Regions from separate parts of the Homo sapiens genome. Here region 2 is linked to region 1. The links are chromatin loops, found by intact Hi-C in ENCODE. Cell type or tissue: PC-3. All regions are shown on one strand. Each heading gives the region's core, and the rest is flanking DNA. Links, peaks and the distances in the headings are about the cores only.

Evidence for each region. A loop is a pair of places that touch in the nucleus more often than their neighbours do. Peaks named below come from ENCODE experiments on the same cell type or tissue, not always from the same donor. Only the 100,000 strongest peaks of a DNase experiment are listed, where the experiment ranks them.
Region 2: a loop joins it to region 1, with 3 times the contacts of the local background. A loop is called at or near these places in 1 of 110 quality-filtered maps.

What each region holds. Positions count from the first base shown.
Region 1 is chr13:77,415,481-77,428,292 of GRCh38, reverse strand. LOC124903185 reads right to left here and starts at 10,652. Exons shown (of 3, transcript XM_047430828.1): 1 at 10,033-10,652; 2 at 9,503-9,679; 3 at 5,191-5,483. The coding sequence starts at 10,095. The coding sequence ends at 5,355. LOC124903186 (a long non-coding RNA gene) reads right to left here and starts at 697. Exons shown (of 4, transcript XR_007063828.1): 1 at 605-697. In PC-3, for the core only: no CTCF peak of the experiment used is centred there; no DNase peak of the experiment used is centred there; H3K27ac peaks cover 555 bases.
Region 2 is chr13:77,518,459-77,523,458 of GRCh38, reverse strand. No RefSeq gene overlaps it. Among named protein-coding and RNA genes, the nearest start is that of SCEL, 15 kb to the left of the region's middle. In PC-3, for the core only: no CTCF peak of the experiment used is centred there; DNase peaks (open chromatin) are centred at 1,288 and 2,078; H3K4me3 peaks cover 1,106 bases; H3K27ac peaks cover 2,957 bases.

The DNA.
Region 1 (12,812 bases), core at 3,020-8,019:
GAATATGTTAATTAGGACCCCAAGGAACTTAGCATATTTTGCTTATCTAACATATCCAATATGTCATTCTCTTTCTCCTGGAACAGATTCTCTTATAGAAACCATAACTTTTTTTTTTGTCTCAACAAAGATGCATTAAGCCTAGGCATGCCAGTTCCTAAAAGTATAGTAAATGTCATTGTGCAAACTTAGTTACTTCAAAAGGGCAGAATCATCAGAAGGCTCATAGCTGTTGGCTTTGTTTGTCACCTGAGAATGGAATTGAACAACTGCACCAAAGAATTTCTGTACTTGGTTCTAAGTGCTTTTCATGAAGACATAAATGTGTTCCATCATTTTATTTACTGTTTCTATATGTCTTCATCAGGATTCCTCCATTTGTCACCGTACATTCTGGGAAGGATAGCTCATTCTTGGATTATCAGTAACCACACATGGCAAGTATGTCATTGTTAATCAGTTGATTTGTGAGTGAATTCTACTATTAGCAATATCTAGAGTAGCTCACTCTTCTCTGAATTTTCCCAAAGCACACACTTAGCATGTGTTATGGGCTGAACTGTGTTCTCCCCCAATTTTTATATTGAAATCTCAACCCCCTTACCTTGGAATGTGATTGTATTTGGAGATGCGATCCTCATGGAGGTAATTAAGTTTGAATGAGGTCATGAGGGTGGGTTGTAACCCAATATGGCTGGTATCCTTATAAGAAGAGGAGAATAGGGCCGGGCACAGTGGCTCAAGCCTGTAATCCAGCACTTTGGGAGGCCGAGGCGGGCAGATCACCTGAGGTCAGGAGTTCAAGACCAGCCTGGCCAACATGGTGAAACCCCATCTCTACTAAAAACACAAAAATTAGCTGGGCATGGTGGCACATGGTTGTAATCCCAGCTACTCAGGAGCCTGAGGCAGGAGAATCGCTTGAACCCAGGAGGTGAAGGTTGCAGTGAGCTGAGATTGCGCCATTGCACTCCAGCCTGGGGGAAAAGAGCAAGACTTCATCTCAAAAAAAAAAAAAAAGTAGGACACAGGCACAAAGGGAAGACCAAGTAAAAACAAAGGAGGAAACACATTATAAGCAAAGGAGAGACAGAGCTTAGAAGAAATCAATCCTGTGAACCCAAAATATCTGAGACAGGTCTCAACCAATTTATCAAGTTTATTTTGTCACGGTTAAGGACACGCATGTGACACAACCTCAGGAGGTCCTGACAATGTGCTAAGGTGGTCAGGGTACAGCTTGCTTTTACACATTTTAGAGAGACAAGAGACATCAATCAATATGTGTAAGATGTAAATTGGTTCGGTCCCATAAGGTGCAACAACTTGAAGCAGAGATTTCCAGGTCATAGGTAGATAAGAGAGAAGAAGTTGCATTCTTTTGAGTCCTTGGTCAGCCTTCCACTGAATACACAATTTAGTCTGGCTCAGTGATTCTGCATTTTTACATAAACAATAGGGTAGAGGAAGAAATCAGATAGATGTGCATTTGTTTCAGGTAAGCAGAGGGGTGACTTTATGTCCTGCATCGGTGGAGATAAGCTATCCGTTTACATTGCCAGGGTGAAATTCAGCAGAACTGCGTTAGGGCAAAAATCTTGAGCCCCATGAAGAATTCCTTATAGGAAAATTGTGAGGGAAGTATGGAGCTCTTTTACCTTTTTAGCTATCTTATCTAGGAATAAAATAGGAGGCAGGTTTGCCTGAGGTAGTTCCCAGCTTGACTTTTCCCTTGGCTTGGTGATTTTGGGGGGTCCTAAGATTTATTTTCCTTTCACAACACCTTGATCTTGGACTTCTAGCTTCCAGAATTGTGGGAAAATAAATTACTGTTGTCTGAGCCCCCCAGTCTGTGGTACTTTATTATGCAGCCGTAGCTAGCTAATACAGTATGCCAACCCAGGCAACAGTTATTTATGCAATAGTATAGCTTCTAGAGGTCAACCTTATGAGATCCTTGGAATTAAAGTCCATGTCCTAAACATTTCTGTGTCCTCTGCAACATACTCTTTTGCACATAATAGATGTTTAATAAGTATAAACTGAACAAATTAATTTTAAAATACAGAAATAGTACAATATTTGTCTACAAGAATATTTTTAAGCAAGCTTTGAAATACATTTTTTAAAAATACATTTAATTTTTAAATACAATATTAAGGAAAAGGACTTGTAAGTATTATGATATTCTACTACGAATAATACCTAACATGGTATTATGATCTTGAAAGAGCTTTTATATATATGGTAATTGGATGAGTTCCCTACTGCTGCTATAACAAGTTACCATAAATAGAGTAACTTGAAATAACACAAATTACTCTCCTACAGTTGTGGAGGTCAGAAGTCTAAAATCCAGGTCTTATCGGGACTGCTGCCTCCCAGAGGCTCAGGGAAGAATCTGTTTCCTTCGCTTTTCCAGTTGGTAGAAGCTGCCTACATTCCGTAGCTCCTGGCCCCTTTCCCATCTTCAAAGGACATCCCTCCAACCTCTGGTTTTGTCATCACATCTTCTTTTTTTGACTTTGATCCTCCTGACTTCTGCTTATAAAGAACCTTGTGATGACGTTAAGCCTATCTGGATAATCTCCTCATCTCTAAACCCTTAACTTAACCATAGCTGCTAATCCCTTTTACCATAAAAAGTAATATACTCACAGATCCCAGTGATTAGGACCATGGACATCTTTGGAGGACCATTCATCAGACTACCACATTTTGGGCAAGCTCTGGGTTAGTCATGCTGTAACAGAAGCAAGTGAAGAGGCTAAAGCCGCCCTGGAGACTGCCCAGAAAAGGAAGTAGAGAAGAGAACCTGCTCCAAGGTGAGTATAAGTAAAAGCAGATAGGCAGGCAGAGGGTCAGTGTTTAAAAGGCATATCAAGCTCAGGAGTGGTCCCAGAAAATGAAAGTAAAACTTGTTCCCTGTTCCTGTCAAGCCCACCACCCTGGTAAATTAACTTTTAATTTATTTAGTAGGATGGAGAAATGGAAAGTATATGCCTGCTAAATTTGAAAATTAATTCCATTCAAACGATGAATTCTGGCAATCATTCCAGGTCCATGTCCTAAAAAGTACTTAACCTTTACAGAGATATCATATTAAAACATAATTTAATGGTCAACAGGTATATGAGAAATACTCAACATCCCTAATAATCAGGGAAATGCAAATCAAAACCACAGTGAGATATCATTAAATATTAGTAAATTAGTATAGCCATTATGGAAAACAGTATGGCAATTACTCAAAAAAACAAAAAACAGAACTATTATATAATCCAGCAACCCCACCATTGGATATTTATCCAAAGGAAAAGAAATCAGTATACCAAAGGGATACCTCCACTCGCATGCTTATCACAGCTCTGTTTACAATAGCAAAGATATGGAATCAACCTAAGTATCCATCAATGGACAAATAGATATAGGAAATATAGTATATATACACCACAATGGAATACTATTCAGCCATGAAAAGAATGAAATCATGTCACTTGCAGCAACATGGGTGGAACTGGAGGTCATTATGTTAAGTGAAATGATCCAGGCACAGAAAGACACACATCACATTTTCTCACACACATGTGGGAGCTAAAAAAGTTGATCACATAGAGATAGAGAGTAGAATGATGATTACCAGAGGCTGGGAAGAATGTGTCTGTGGTGGGAAGGGGGTAACAAAGACAGGTTGGTTAAAGAGTACAAACATACAGCTAGATAGAATAAGTTCTAATGTTCAACAGCAGAGTAGTGTGACTATAGTTAACAATGTATTGTATATTTCAAAATAACTAGAAGAGAGCACTTAAAATGTTCCTAGCTCTTGGAAATGATAAACATTGGAGGTGACAAGCACCCCAAAAACCCTGACTTGATCATTACACAGTCTATGCACATAACAAAATATCACATCTACCCCCATAAATATGTACAATGTGTATTAATTTTAAAATGTCAAAAAAAAAAAAAAAGGCTGAGCATGATGGCTCACATCTGCAATCTCAGCATTTTGGGAGGCCAAGGTGGGAGGTTTATGTGAGCCCAGGAGTTCAAGATCAGCTTGGGCAACACAGTGAGACCCCCTAATCTGTACAAAATCTTTATTTTTAATTTCAAAATAATTAGATATATAATAGCTTAATCACTTCAATAGCACTGCTGAGAAAGTGACACCATTAAATTTCAGATATATATATAATGATTATACCTCAGTAGGAAGTACAGACTATAAAGTTTAATAACTTATTCTGAGATTATGATCAACTAGGTACTCTGAGTAGGAATTTTACAGAAGTATAAACACAAATAAGCAAAAACCAAAGAAATTTTGGTTTGGAAAATAAATGGTGAATTTGATTGTTTTGTTTTGTTTTGATTTTTTGCCAGAATTTTTCAGATGTATTATCTACTTTGCCTAATTAGTCCAACCTTATAGCTGCATGAAGTGGACATACTTTATGACTCTCTTTAATCTTTCTACCAGTATCTATTGTTAAAGCAAACTAAATATAGCCTGAGAAGGACTCCATACTTCTATATTTGAGTCCTTGTAGATGAACTGTAATGTAGCTTAATAGTCAGACAAGATTGAAAACCTAATTTAGGAGTATGCACCTGTAATAATAGCTGTGGCCAATCCCAGCAGCCATACTTCAACCACTCATAGGCTGCTAAGTGTTCAAACTGTGTTCAAATAAGGCAAATGCCAACCTGTAACCAGTCCAGCCGTTGCTGTACCTCGTTGCTGATTTTTGTATGTCATTTCCCTCTTTTTGTTCTATAAATCTTCTCCCACCACATGGCTGCACTGGAGTCTCTGTGAATCTGCTGCGATTCTGGGGGCTGCCTGATTCGTGAATCATTCATTGTTCAAGCAAACTCCTTTAAATTTAATTTGGCTGAAATTTTTTCTTTTATCACTATTTACCAACTAACCATAGAGTTTTAAGATTTTCCTAAATATAAAACTAAATTATTTTTATGACAGCAAAAGTTAAAACTACTAAAATTATGCAAAGTTTCACACACACACGAACGTGTGTCATGCCATGAAAATATTCAAAACATACAAAAGCATTTGAATAATTTTGAAACCTCTAAAACATAACATGTTACAGGGACCTAGGGAAAGCTTCCCTTTAGCTTTCCAAAGGTTCACTTAAAATCAACTGACAAAAGGCAGATTAATAGGAGGAAGGCATACAAATTTATTTGATCATAGTTTTATATGTGACACAGGATCCTTCAGGATGAAGACCCAAAGATATAGAGCAAACTGTCCATGTTCATGCTTTGGTTCAGCAAAGTATGGTCAGGCTTGTAGAAATATGACTGGACAAAGAAGGCATGGTCTAAAACAAACAGACTGAGCGGGGAAGCCCGGCAAGGCCTGTCTGTCTGGATTCTTCTTGGCCTCTGTGCAGCATTCCTTCCTTCTGGGTATGGGACAGGACCCTCTCTAGAATGGGGGCTCTTGCAATCTACAATCAAACAAGGTAGGTCAGATAATTTCTTTATGACAAGTTTTTACACAGAAAGGTGGAGGTAAAGTTAAAGTAATATTTTTAGGTTTTTATGGCTGGCTTTGGGATAAAGGGTTCTGGTTTTCTATGACCCACCTTGGAGGAGGGATTCTAGTTTCTATGGCTAGCCTCAAGGGAGTATGAGGGGGCCAGAGACAGGAGGACCAGAGAAAGTCAGAGAAAAACTTTTGCTTCCATGCTGCTCTGAGACCTTCATTTTGGTGTATTATATTCTGACCCCCAACAATGTACATCACACATCACAACTGTTTTTAGTCACTATAGTTCATATGTCTGAGTAAATAGATGCATTCAGTATTCTCTGTCACTGGGTAGAGTAGCAAATAGGAGTTCATCTAACAGTTTAAACTTTTTACTAGCTCTGTAACTATAGGCAAATCACGTAACTTCGCTGAGCCTCAGTTTCCTTCTCTGAAAAATGAAAGAACTAAATTAGAGGATTGCATAAGTTGCTTCTTACTCTCAGATTCTACAATTTTTAAGTCTGTGGGTCCACTTTACCCACATGGTAAAACCCCACTATGGTGAATTTCAGATCAGTTTTGTAATTTTTAGTCAAATGAAATGTTAGGAAGTCACATATTATTAGAATTAAGGACCTAGAAATAAAACAGCTGAGAGAGAGAGAGATTAAGTGAAAAAAAGCACTGGCACATGTAAATTTCTTGCACTTTTTTTATTTCAATAGGTTTTTGGGGAACAGGTGGTGTTTGGTTACATGAATAAGTTCTTTAGTGGTGATTTCTGTGATTTGGGTGCACCCATCACCCGAGCAGTGTACACTATACCCAATGTACAGCATAGTCTTTTATCTCTCAGCACCTCCCATCCTTTCCCCCAAGTCCTCAGAGTCTATTGTATCATTCTTATGCCTTTGTATCCTCGTAGCTTAGCTCCAACTTATAAGTGAAAACATACGATGCTTGGTTTTCCATTCCTGAGTTACTTCACTTAGAATAATAATCTCCAATTCCATCCAGGTCACTGCGAATGCCATTATTTCATTCCTCCTTATAGCTGAGCAGTATTCCATAGTGTATATATAACACAATTCCTTTATCCACTCATTGTTTGATGGGCATTTGGGCTGGTTCCATACCTTTGCAATTGAGAATCGTGCTGCTATAAACATAGGTGTGCAAGTATGTTTTTCGTATAATGACTTGTTTTCCTCTGGGTAGATACCCAGTAGTGGGATTGCTGGATCAAATAATTTTTTTCAAAAAAAGGAACATCCATACCTCTATGTAACAAAAGCCATCTATGACACACCCACAGCCAACATAATACTGAATGCAGAAAAGTTGAAAGCATTCCCCCTGATAACTGGAACAAGACAGGAATGCCCACTCTCATTACTTCTATTCAACATAGTACTAGAAGTCCTAACCAGAGCAATCAGACAAGAGAAAGAAAGAAAGAGCATCCAAATCAGTAAAGAGGAAGTCAAACTGTCACTGTTTGCTGTTGATATGATCGTGTACCTAGAAAACCCTAAAGACTCCTCCAAAAAGCTCCTAGAACTAATAAATGAATTCAGCAAAGTTTCAGGATACAAAATTAATGTACACAAATCAGTAGCTCTGCTATACTCCAGTAGCAACCAAGCTGAGAATCAAATCAAGAACTCAACCCCTTTTACAATAGTTTCAAAAATAAAATAAAATAAAATACTTAGAAATATACCTAACCAAGGAGGTGAAAGACCTCTCTACAATGAAAACTACAAAACACTGCTGAAAGAAATCATAGATGACACAAAGGAATGGAAACACATCTCATGCTCATAAATGAGTAGAATCAATAGTGTGAAGATGACCATACTGCCAAAAGCAATCTACAAATTTAATGCAATTCCCATCAAAATACCACCATCATTTGTCACAGAACTAAAAAAAAAAAGTCCTAAAATTAATATGGAACCAAAAAAAGAGCCCGCATAGCCAAAGCAAGGCTAAGCAAAAATAACAAATCTGGAGGCATCACATTACCTGATTTCAAACTATACTATAAGGCCATAGTCACCAAAACAGCGTGGTACTGGTATAAAAATAGGCACATAGACCTGTGGAACAGAATAGAGAGCCCAGAAAGAAACCCAAATGCTTACAGCCAACTTATTTTTGACAAAGCAAACAAAAACATAAGACACCCTATTCAACAAATGGTGCTGGGATAATTGGCAAGCCATATGTAGGAGAATGAAACTAGATCCTCACCTCTCGCCTTATACAAAAATCAACTCAAGATGGATCAAGGACTTAAATCTAAGATCTGAAACTATAAAAATTCTAGAAGATACCATCGGAAAAAACCCTTCTAGGCATTGGCTTAGGCAAGGATTTCATGACAAAGAACCCAAAAGCAAATGCAATAAAAACAAAGATAAATAGGTGGGACTTAATTAAACTAAAGAGCTTTTGCAAAGCAAAAGGAACAGTCAGCAGAGTAAACAGACAACTCACAGGGTGAGAGAAAATCTTCACAATCTATACATCCGACAAGGGACTAATATCCAGAATCTACAATGAACACAAACAAATGAGCAAGAAAAAAAAATCCCATCAAAAAGTGGGTTAAGAATATGAATAGACAGTTCTCAAAAGAAGATATACAAATGGCCAACAAACATATGAAAAGATGCTCAACAGCACTAATGATCAGGGAAATGCAAATCAAAACCACAATATGATACCACCTTACCCCTGCAAGAATGGCCATAGTCAAAAAATCAAAAATAATAGATGTTGGTGGAGATGTGGTGAAAAGGGAACACTTCTACACTTCTGGTGGGAATGTAAACTAGTACAACCACTATGGAAAACAGTATGTAGACTCCTTAAGGAACTAAAAGTAGAACTACCATTTGATCCAGCAATCTCATTACTGGCTATTTACCCAGAGGAAAAGAAGTCTTTATATGAAAAAGATACTTGCACATGCATGTTTATAGCAGCATAATTTGCAATTGAAAAAATGTGGAACCAACCCAAATGTCCACCAATCAATAAGTGGATAAAGAAACGGTGGTATATATACACAATGGAATACAACTCAGCCATAAAAAAGAAATGAATTAACAGCATTTACAGCAACCTGGCTGGGATTGAAGACTACTATTCTAAGTGAAGTAACTCAGGAATGGAAAACCAAACATTGAATGCTCTCACGCATAAATGGAAGCTAAGCTATGAGGATGCAAATGCATAAGAATGACAAAATGGACTTTGGGGACACAGGGGGAAAGGGTGGGAGGGGGTGAGGAATAAAGACTACAAATTGGGTTCAGTGTACACTGCTTGGGTGACGGGTGCACCAAAGTCTCACAAATCATGGCTAAAGAACTTATGTAACCAAATACCACCTGTTCCCCCAAAACCTATGGAAATAAAATATTTTAAAACAGTAGTATTCATAATAATTTTACCCTTAAAATAAAATAAATAAAAAAGAAACATCAATTTCCTTCTCTCAACCCATTCTTCCACAAGCTCCTATATGCTTCCCGCGTGATCCTGTTGTGGAGGTTGCAAATTCAAGTGTATTTTCCAGGAGTTGTTGAAATATAAATTAAGCAAGGAAACAAACAAACAAAAAAACCAGAAGCTAATTGTTGTCCTTGGCAAAAGAATTATAGAACTGCATACAGGTGTGATCTCAGAGCTGCAATGCAAACAGCACATAAACAAGCTATTTGACAATGTCTAGCAAAGACCAAGAAGAGCATTTCTATAAGAAGATTCAGAGTATAGGGCCAGCAGAGGGCTGTGGGCCAATAAGAAAACCATTACAAAGCAGAGTTTGCTTTAAGAAAGTTATTTCTCTGCAGAGAAATAACTAATGGCCCACAGCAGGGGCAGAGAAGTAACTTTGTTACAGCAAACTCTTCTTTTTTAATGGTTTTCTTATACTTGCACATTTAACCACGAATGTCCCCTTACCTGACCGAGGCTTACCTGGCCTGTCCACCTGCAGTGGTCACCCCCACCACCCACTGGCTCTGTGTGGAAAAGGCCAAGACATTTTTGCAGAGAAGAACAGATGGGTGCATATGGCCGTAGGCAGTTCCGTCTTCCCAGAAGAACCAGCTTGTTCTGGCAGAAGGGTTTGGAAAATGAACTGAAGGAACCACTCTGTTCAGACAAAGCAAAAACATCACCATTTCTCCTTTTGTATGCATAATTGGAAGCTACATGTCTTAATCCTGTTGATTAAAAAAAGCTGGTAAACAGAGTGTGTTGTTTTTCTGGGACCAGCTGAGAATAATTTCATTAGATCTCATAGTTAATAAACTGGGTTGTAGGGGATTGAGGTGGGAGGAGGTAATCTTGTTTCACTAAAGAATATTTTAAGTGAAGCAAATTTGGTCAGAGATGCTATTAAAACCCTTTCAAAAACAAAATATCCTCAGCCCACTAGCCCAGTTTGACCCATGAGAAAGACAATGGTTTTAGAGACAAAACAAAAGCAAAATGTATGCAATTACCTTATTATTTTTATCAAATCTAAGCTGCTTAGACCGCCATGGTTTGCTTTTTTCCCTCTCCATATCAGGTACATATTGTGGGAAACGTGGGTAGTTTACCAAAAGGCATACTAGGAAGTATGCAGTTGTTCAGGAAAAATCACATTCTCTAGTGAGCTCCGAATAAGAAAGTGTCCTTCCTAACTCCTTTACTTATTTGCTTTTCCAGTTCGTTACTCAGCACTTCATCACTGACCTCAGGGATGAGGTTGGCTTGTTTGCAAATGGACAGATGTCCCTCATTTGACCTGGTATGCCTGTTACAAGAAAGGCTAGAGAATATGAGACCAAAAGAACATAGGGGATCAATCTTGAGTGCAGCTCCTCAGAATCTGCTTAAGGCAAGCTAGTGGACAGGCGGAAGTCCAAGTTGACAAACACTTTGAGTTCTGCTGTACCCTAGAACGGTGGGTCTGGGAGGGCAGCTGATGTCATAACACCCAAATGTGAAGCAGAAAGCAAATGTATATAATGTGGGGTACAGTTCTTTCATGGTCTGGCTTGCCCCAATGGTAAAGCTATAGCATACATAGCTATGAATATTAGATATTCATATACGTTAATATTATTCCTTTAGGCCAGGTTTTAAATATTAAATAGTAAAATGTATTCATTTTGTTCTTCTAAATGGAGTTTTTGAAAATGATTAAGTAGTAGGATCTTCAGGGTTAAAATTTGGGTAAGAAACCTGGTGTGGCTAGTCTATGGGTCTAACTAGTGGCAGATCAATAGGCTTTCAAATACACTGAAACTAAAGATTATTTTCTAAGAGTGTTGAAGAGCTAAACTAGGACTCCTGGTTACCAGGCATCTGCATGAAGGGAGCAATAAAGCATTGTCATTGTGAGGTCAGATCTCAAGCTACCAGCTAGGCATCACAATATTGGCGTAGCATATTACTTAAACAGAAAAGACAGAGTCCTAGTAATACTATATTTTTATGTTTCTCTAAAATAGATTAAACAATACTACACTTTTTATTTTTCTCTAAAGCAGATTAAAATGTCTCTGCTGTTATTTCATTCTGATTGTGTGTGTGTGTGCGTGCGCGTGCGTGAGAGAGAGAGAGAAATGGAGCAAATTGAGCCCAGCAAAAGCAAGTGTCTTGATCAGCAAGGTAACAGATTGAATTTAATACACTGGAGTTTCTTCATTCTAAAATTTCTCTACAAGATGCCTAAGCAACTAGGCAAATCAGTTAAAATCCGTGATTGATATCAAGGAGGGCAAACCACAAACAGATTGAATTTTCACTTCCCACCAGACACATGCTTCTGCTTAAAAAAGCTACCAGTAAATCATATCAATTATCACATGTGAAAACTGGTACTCATGTTGCAATTTCAAAATTTCTTCTAAAGATAAGCCATTCAGCAACAAGATCTGCAAATTTTCTGATACTAAAAGATGGGAAAAATTATATTTTCTTCCATACAACACGAGACAGAAATCACTTAAACTCAAAAAAGACAGGTCTGTGATGCAATCAGATTATCTTAATTGTATAAGCCAAATGTTTTTCTGTTGCATTATAGAAGCAAAACAGCAGGACTATTGCTTTTGCATGTTCATAGGTCAATATCAGCTCCTTAGGGATGCTGATGTGAGCATGTAATAACTTTAAAATCAGAAAAGTTGTTCAATCTTCTACCGAAGGAGAAAAAGTAATGACATTTTGAACATATCTTCTCTACCATACCAGGTCAGCCCTCAGATATATTTTGAATTGTATTTAAAATTGTTTTCCACAAAAGTTTATATGGAGCATTCTATATGATAGAGTCATACAATTTTAAAAAGTCAAGGTAATAGCATACTAATGAGCTTTAAAGCTTCAAACAGACAAAGGTATTTCCTATTTAATGCAGGAAAGCTTTGGTTGACATTGTACTTGCTCTCATGAAATGTTATAACAGATACTCCACTGAATTCATTTTGTCAACATACAATTTATCTCTACTTTGATAAACACGAGCTTTCTCAGCTGTGCTGCTCGAGCAAAAGGTCCAATTTTCAAAAAGATTTCACAGTATTGTAGCAGATGTTTTAACAATTGTTTCTGTATAAACAAATAAAAAGTCAGCATGCCCCAGAGAGAGGTATCCCACATGAAATTAATATCCTTTGTGTGACACTGCCTACCCTATGTTGAGCTGTTGGTTATGCACATTAGCTGGTGTGCCCAGGGGTCTGGAAGGAGCTCAAGGGTGAGACATGGCTTGGCCACAATCAAAAATTTTCCCAATAACTGTTTACAGCAATGATGAAGCTGGCTTCAGAGCAGACCCTGTGTGGATTGCCTCATGCTTATGAGCAGATCTTTGTAAACAGGAACCAAAAGGTTTGAGCATGGGTTGTGCAGACTACATACTATAGTCAGGCTTCAAGTGGAGTGCAGGAAGGAATTCTGGGTTCCTATGGAGTCAGTCAGAGAGATGCTTGCTTGTCCCTGAGAAGGCTGATGCAATGGTGCTATAAGCTTCAGGTCACCATGCAACACAGAACAGCCCAAGGGACCCTTGGAAAAGATGATGTTGCTTTTACCTGGTCTCATGTGACAACATGTAAGTGGGAAATGAGAACTGAAATTGCTGCCTATACAGGAACTAGCTAACATAGGTTTTGTTATCTGCTTCGAGTGTGCTCTGTGTGCATCCACACCCAAGTCCCAGGCCCCAAGAGTCTGTGTGGAGCTGTGTGATGGGCTGATGGTACCTCTTACATGAGGCCTTTTGGGAGAT
Region 2 (5,000 bases), core at 1-5,000, 98 kb before region 1:
AAATATTATTCTTCCTGTATCCTACATGGGAATGTAAGCCACTTTTACATGCGCATTTACTTAAGGAAAGGTTGTGTTGTCCACACACTATTATATTCATCTTCAACTACAGAAAAGGGCATACATAAAGTGCATTATCCTCAATCACTAATATCCATAAGCAGATATTCCCTCTCTGCCTTTCCTTTTCCAACCAAGGTCTATTTTACATCTGTTGAAATAGATGGGTTCCAAATTAAAAAAAAAATATTAAGTAGGAGGAAATTTCTGTCTTACAGCAAAAGTAATCCCCAGTAGGTTTCTGATGAAGCAACTTTATAAGATCTATTGTCCTTGACTCTTTCTTCCAAATCTTTATTTCTCCCAACAGTAATGGAATGAAAATGAAATGAAAAATCTGGAGTCAAGCTGGGTAAAAAAAACCCCATAGGAGTCTCTACTGAAGTAAGACAAGGCTCAATTAGTGAAGCGATGGGTCATACAGTCAAATCAGCAGCTTTACTATTCACAACAGCAAAGACATGGAATCAACCTAAATGCCCATCAATGATAGACTGGATAAAGATAATGTGGTATATATACACCACGGAATACTATGCAGCCATAAAAAGGAAGGAGATCATGTCCTTTGCAGGGGCATGGATGGAGCTGTAGGCCATTATCCTTAGCAAACACAGGAACAGAAAACCAAATACTGCATGTTCTCACTTGTAAGCAGGAGCTGAACAATGAGAACACGTGGACACATGTGAGGGAAAAACACACATTGGTGCCTGTCAGAAGATTGCGGGTGGGAGGAAGGAGAGGAACAGAAAGAATAGCTAGTGGATGCCAGGCTTAATACCTGGGTGACAGGACAATATGTGCAGTAAACCACCCTGGCACATGTTTACCTAGGTAACAAACCTGTACATCCTGCACATGTACTGGCCAACAGGCTGTGGGACTTTTTCAGGTGCTACTTGAGTTGACTGCAGAAATTTCTAGAAACAGCGCCAATATATTTCACTGATTTCACAGAGGTAAATCAAGAAAGGTTAAAAATTATGTTGGTGAAGTCATTTTCTGTAAACAAACAAACATTTAAAAACTGCAACAAAAAAATTATCATCCAGAAAGCCTCAGCAAAGCACTTCAGATACCTCTGGGCAAATTCCTAACCATAGTAAACAAATTCTAATGTTCCACCTAGAGATTTGACTGCCCTTTGCGTAGCTGGGCAGCTTCCTGGGTCTCTCCAGGAAGGTATGCAGCACACCCAGTGGGCTGACCCACCCTTCACAGCCAAACCTGACAAGGCTGAGCAAATACACTTTCAAGGCAAAAACATTCTTTAGGGATTGTGCAAAGGAATTTGGCAGCTGTGTCTTCCCCAGGAAGTGTGGCATTAAGAACAAGTTCCTCAGTTGGGGGCATAGGATCATCCACAAAGTAGAAACCACTATTAAATTGTATTTACCCAGAAATCCACATTTACATTAAAATGCCTGTAGCCTACCTTCCTCTGCTACTTTAAGATATTAAAAAAGAAGTCACTTAATACCGAACCAAGTAAAGTATGGAACTAATACAGGATACTTTGCATAAATATCTTTTCTGCTTCTCTCTTTTCTTCCTTCCTCTCCCGTGAAGCAGATGCTGGCATTCACAGTGCAGCCCAGGAACCCAGTAAGAATGACTCAAGTATCTCCTTCATGCTAGGAGGGATGATAGGCTTCAGCCCAGAACAGAGCTTCCAATAGGGTTCTTTTTCAATCCTACAAGTCACTGTGAGCAGAGAGATAATAAGGTCCTTTTCATTCTAACCCTGTTTCCACAGGCAATATTGGTCATAGAAAAGTCAAAGGTGTAAGAGGTATTTGGTTCCAGCCTCTATCTTTTTATCACCAGGATCCTAGTAGACCCAAGCTGAGGGCACTAGCTTTCTGTTTTGATGTGTGGTCTGCTTACTTTGGGCAGGCTCTGCCATTGAGTGATGAAGGTGCTATTGCCCTGAGTGAATCATGTAAGAGTGCAGAGGTGAGCTGCCTGTCACCCTGGGGGAAGGGCTGAGTCTTTCTTGATTCCGAATGGGAGTCCATTGACATGGTCCCGTGAATCATCTGTGAACTACACATGACCCTCATGGATGCCAGAGTTGAGTGGGTGGAGCATTGAATAATTTTTTTGGTTGCTGTTATTTTGTTTGTTTAGCAAGGAAGGCTCTCTGACTTGTCCATGGGTTGGGGTAGATGAAATAATAGGCCAGTTCCTGGAGGCCAAAAAGGCAAGCTGAAAAACAAGATGGATGCTGGAGAAAGAAGTCTTACAAAATATCTAGGTCTTTGGGACTAGATTATTGTTACTCAGGGACAGAAACCTATTGTCTGTAATCATTTCTGTGTGTGTGCTGGAGACAATTTTATTAGTGAATAGTGGTTTGCAACTTTTCCCTCTCTCTAGCCCATATTAGAGCATTTGAGCATTGCCCACTCATCTTTATCCTCTACTACCTCTATTTCCCAGGTTGATTTTCAGGAGGACCAGCTACACAGCATAAGACCTACACAAAATGGAGAAGAAGGAAATTGATATGTCCTAAAAGTCTACTGGATGATGAGGATGGAGGTGATCAAAAAGCAAGAGGGCAGGGAGAAGGATTATGAACTAGAAACAGTAATGGAGAGATAAGAGAGTGAAAGACTCCCTGGAGCTGATAGGCACTAGATAAGTATTATACAAGGAGGTTTAGATTGCACTAGCATAAAAACATTTTGAGCATGTACCACCTATAGATATTTTTACTTACTTTTAATTAAATATCTGCACTTTGGTGTATTTTGTGTTGTACCAATTATCTGTGGGAAACCCAGCACTATCTATTTTCCAAGATCTTCGAACTGCAATGGCTACAAGATTAGGAACTACATTTCTCAGAATGCCTGCCAGCACAGGTTTGGATTATGTTCTGCCTGTGAGAGATACTCACACAAGCTTTTGAAAGGTAGGAGAGAAGTAGAAACCATAATATTATTCCTGAGACACTGGCAGTAAAGAGATCATGTGTGGCCAGGCGCAGTGGCTCACCCTGTAATCCCAGCACTTTGGGAGGCCGAGGCAGGCGGATCATGAGGTCAGCAGATCGAGACCATCCTGCCTAACACGGTGAAACCCTGTCTCTACTAAAAATACAAAAAAATTAGCCGGGCGTGGTGGCGGGCGTCTGTAGTCCCAGCTACTCAGGAGGCTGAGGCAGGAGAATGGCGTGAACCCGGGAAGCAGAGCTTGCAGTGAGCAGAGATCGTGCCACTGTACTCCAGCCTGGGCAACAGTGTGAGATTCCGTCTCAAAAAAAAAAAAAAAAAAAAAAAGAGATCATGTGTTTTGGCAGACGATAGATATAAGATGTTTCCTGAAACTTCCTGGCATCTTCCTGTGAATTATTTCTTTTTAGTGGTGAACAGACAACTGAATCATGGTGAACCATTTCCTGCAGTTCCTGAAATTCCCCATTTCATGAAAGGCATCAGCATTTCTGCTTGACCTTCATTCCTCCAGCCTTCTTGTTTCTTTGGAAGAAATCTGATTTGATCTTATAAAGCAGAATACACAATTATAAATTAAAAAGAATAACATAAGTACTATTTTAAGTATATTATTTTACAAAGAAAATAGAAAAGAAAGAAAGAAAGAAAGGAGGGAGGGAGGGAGGGAGGGAAGGAAGGGAAGGAAGGAAGGAAGGAAGGAAGGAAGGAAGGAAGGAAGGAAGGAAGGAAAAGAAAGAAAAGAAAAGAAAGAAATTCTGGGCCAGGTATGGTGGCTCATGCCTGTAATCCCAACACTTTGGAAGTCCAAGGCAAGAGAGTGGCCTGAGGCCAGGAGATTGAGACCAGCCTGAGCAACATCAACAAAACCCCATATCTACAGAAAAATAAATAAAAAAAAAAAGGCTGGGCAAGGTGGCACACACCTATGGTCCCAGCTACTCAGAAGGCTGAAGAGGGAGGATCTCTTGAGCCCAGGAATTGGAGGCTATAATGAGCTACAATGGCACCACTGCACTTCAACCTGGGTGACAGACCGAGACTCTGTTTCTAAAAAAATAAAAATAAAAAAGATGGTCCCAGATTGAAAGCACCCCAGATGCCTGACAGAAACAAACAAAAAAAATCCCTCTGAGATTCTATCACCTTAGCCTTAATTACACCTATAATTAAAATTTTAGTTAAAACGTTCAGCAATGTCAAAAAATAACTAGGCACACAGGAAACATGTCACCAGGAAAAAGAACCAGCAGAAACAAACAGCTAATCAAAATAAATACACACAGGTCTGTGATTGGAAGTATCAGTACAGATCCTAAGATAAGTATGCATAGGATGTTCAAAGAAATAAAAGCAAAATTAGAACATGTCAGCAGAGAACAGAAAATTACAAACAGTAATATAGGAGATTAGAAAGAAGTGGTGTTTGAAAAGTGAAAGAATTCTAAATTTGAATCTGTCTTTTTAGATTGTTATAGAGGTATATTTGTCAAGTTAGAAGGCTAGGACATATTTTCTTTAATAGTTCATTAACTTGATTCATAACTTATCAACATTTAGACATATGGTATGTGGGCCATCATTTGTATTCATGCCGCAGGCTTAGGAGTAAACCTGTAAAAGAATAAAATGAAAACTTCATGCCAATAAATTTGAAAATTTAAACAAAATGGAAAAATTTCTAGACCAATATAGCTTACCCAAACAGATCAACAATAACAAAACCATATATCTGAACAATTCTGTTACCATTATTAAAAACGAAAATAAAGTCAGTAATTACAAATCTTTTCACAAAGAAAAGTCTAGGTCTAGAGGATTTCATAGGAAAGTTGGGCTTATCCTAGGAATACAAGATTGATTTAACATTACAAAATCAATTAATGTGGTTTACCACATTAACAGATTAAATGAGGGGAAAAATTACATGATTATCTCAGTGAATGTGGAAAAAGCATTGGAAAAACTTCAGCATCC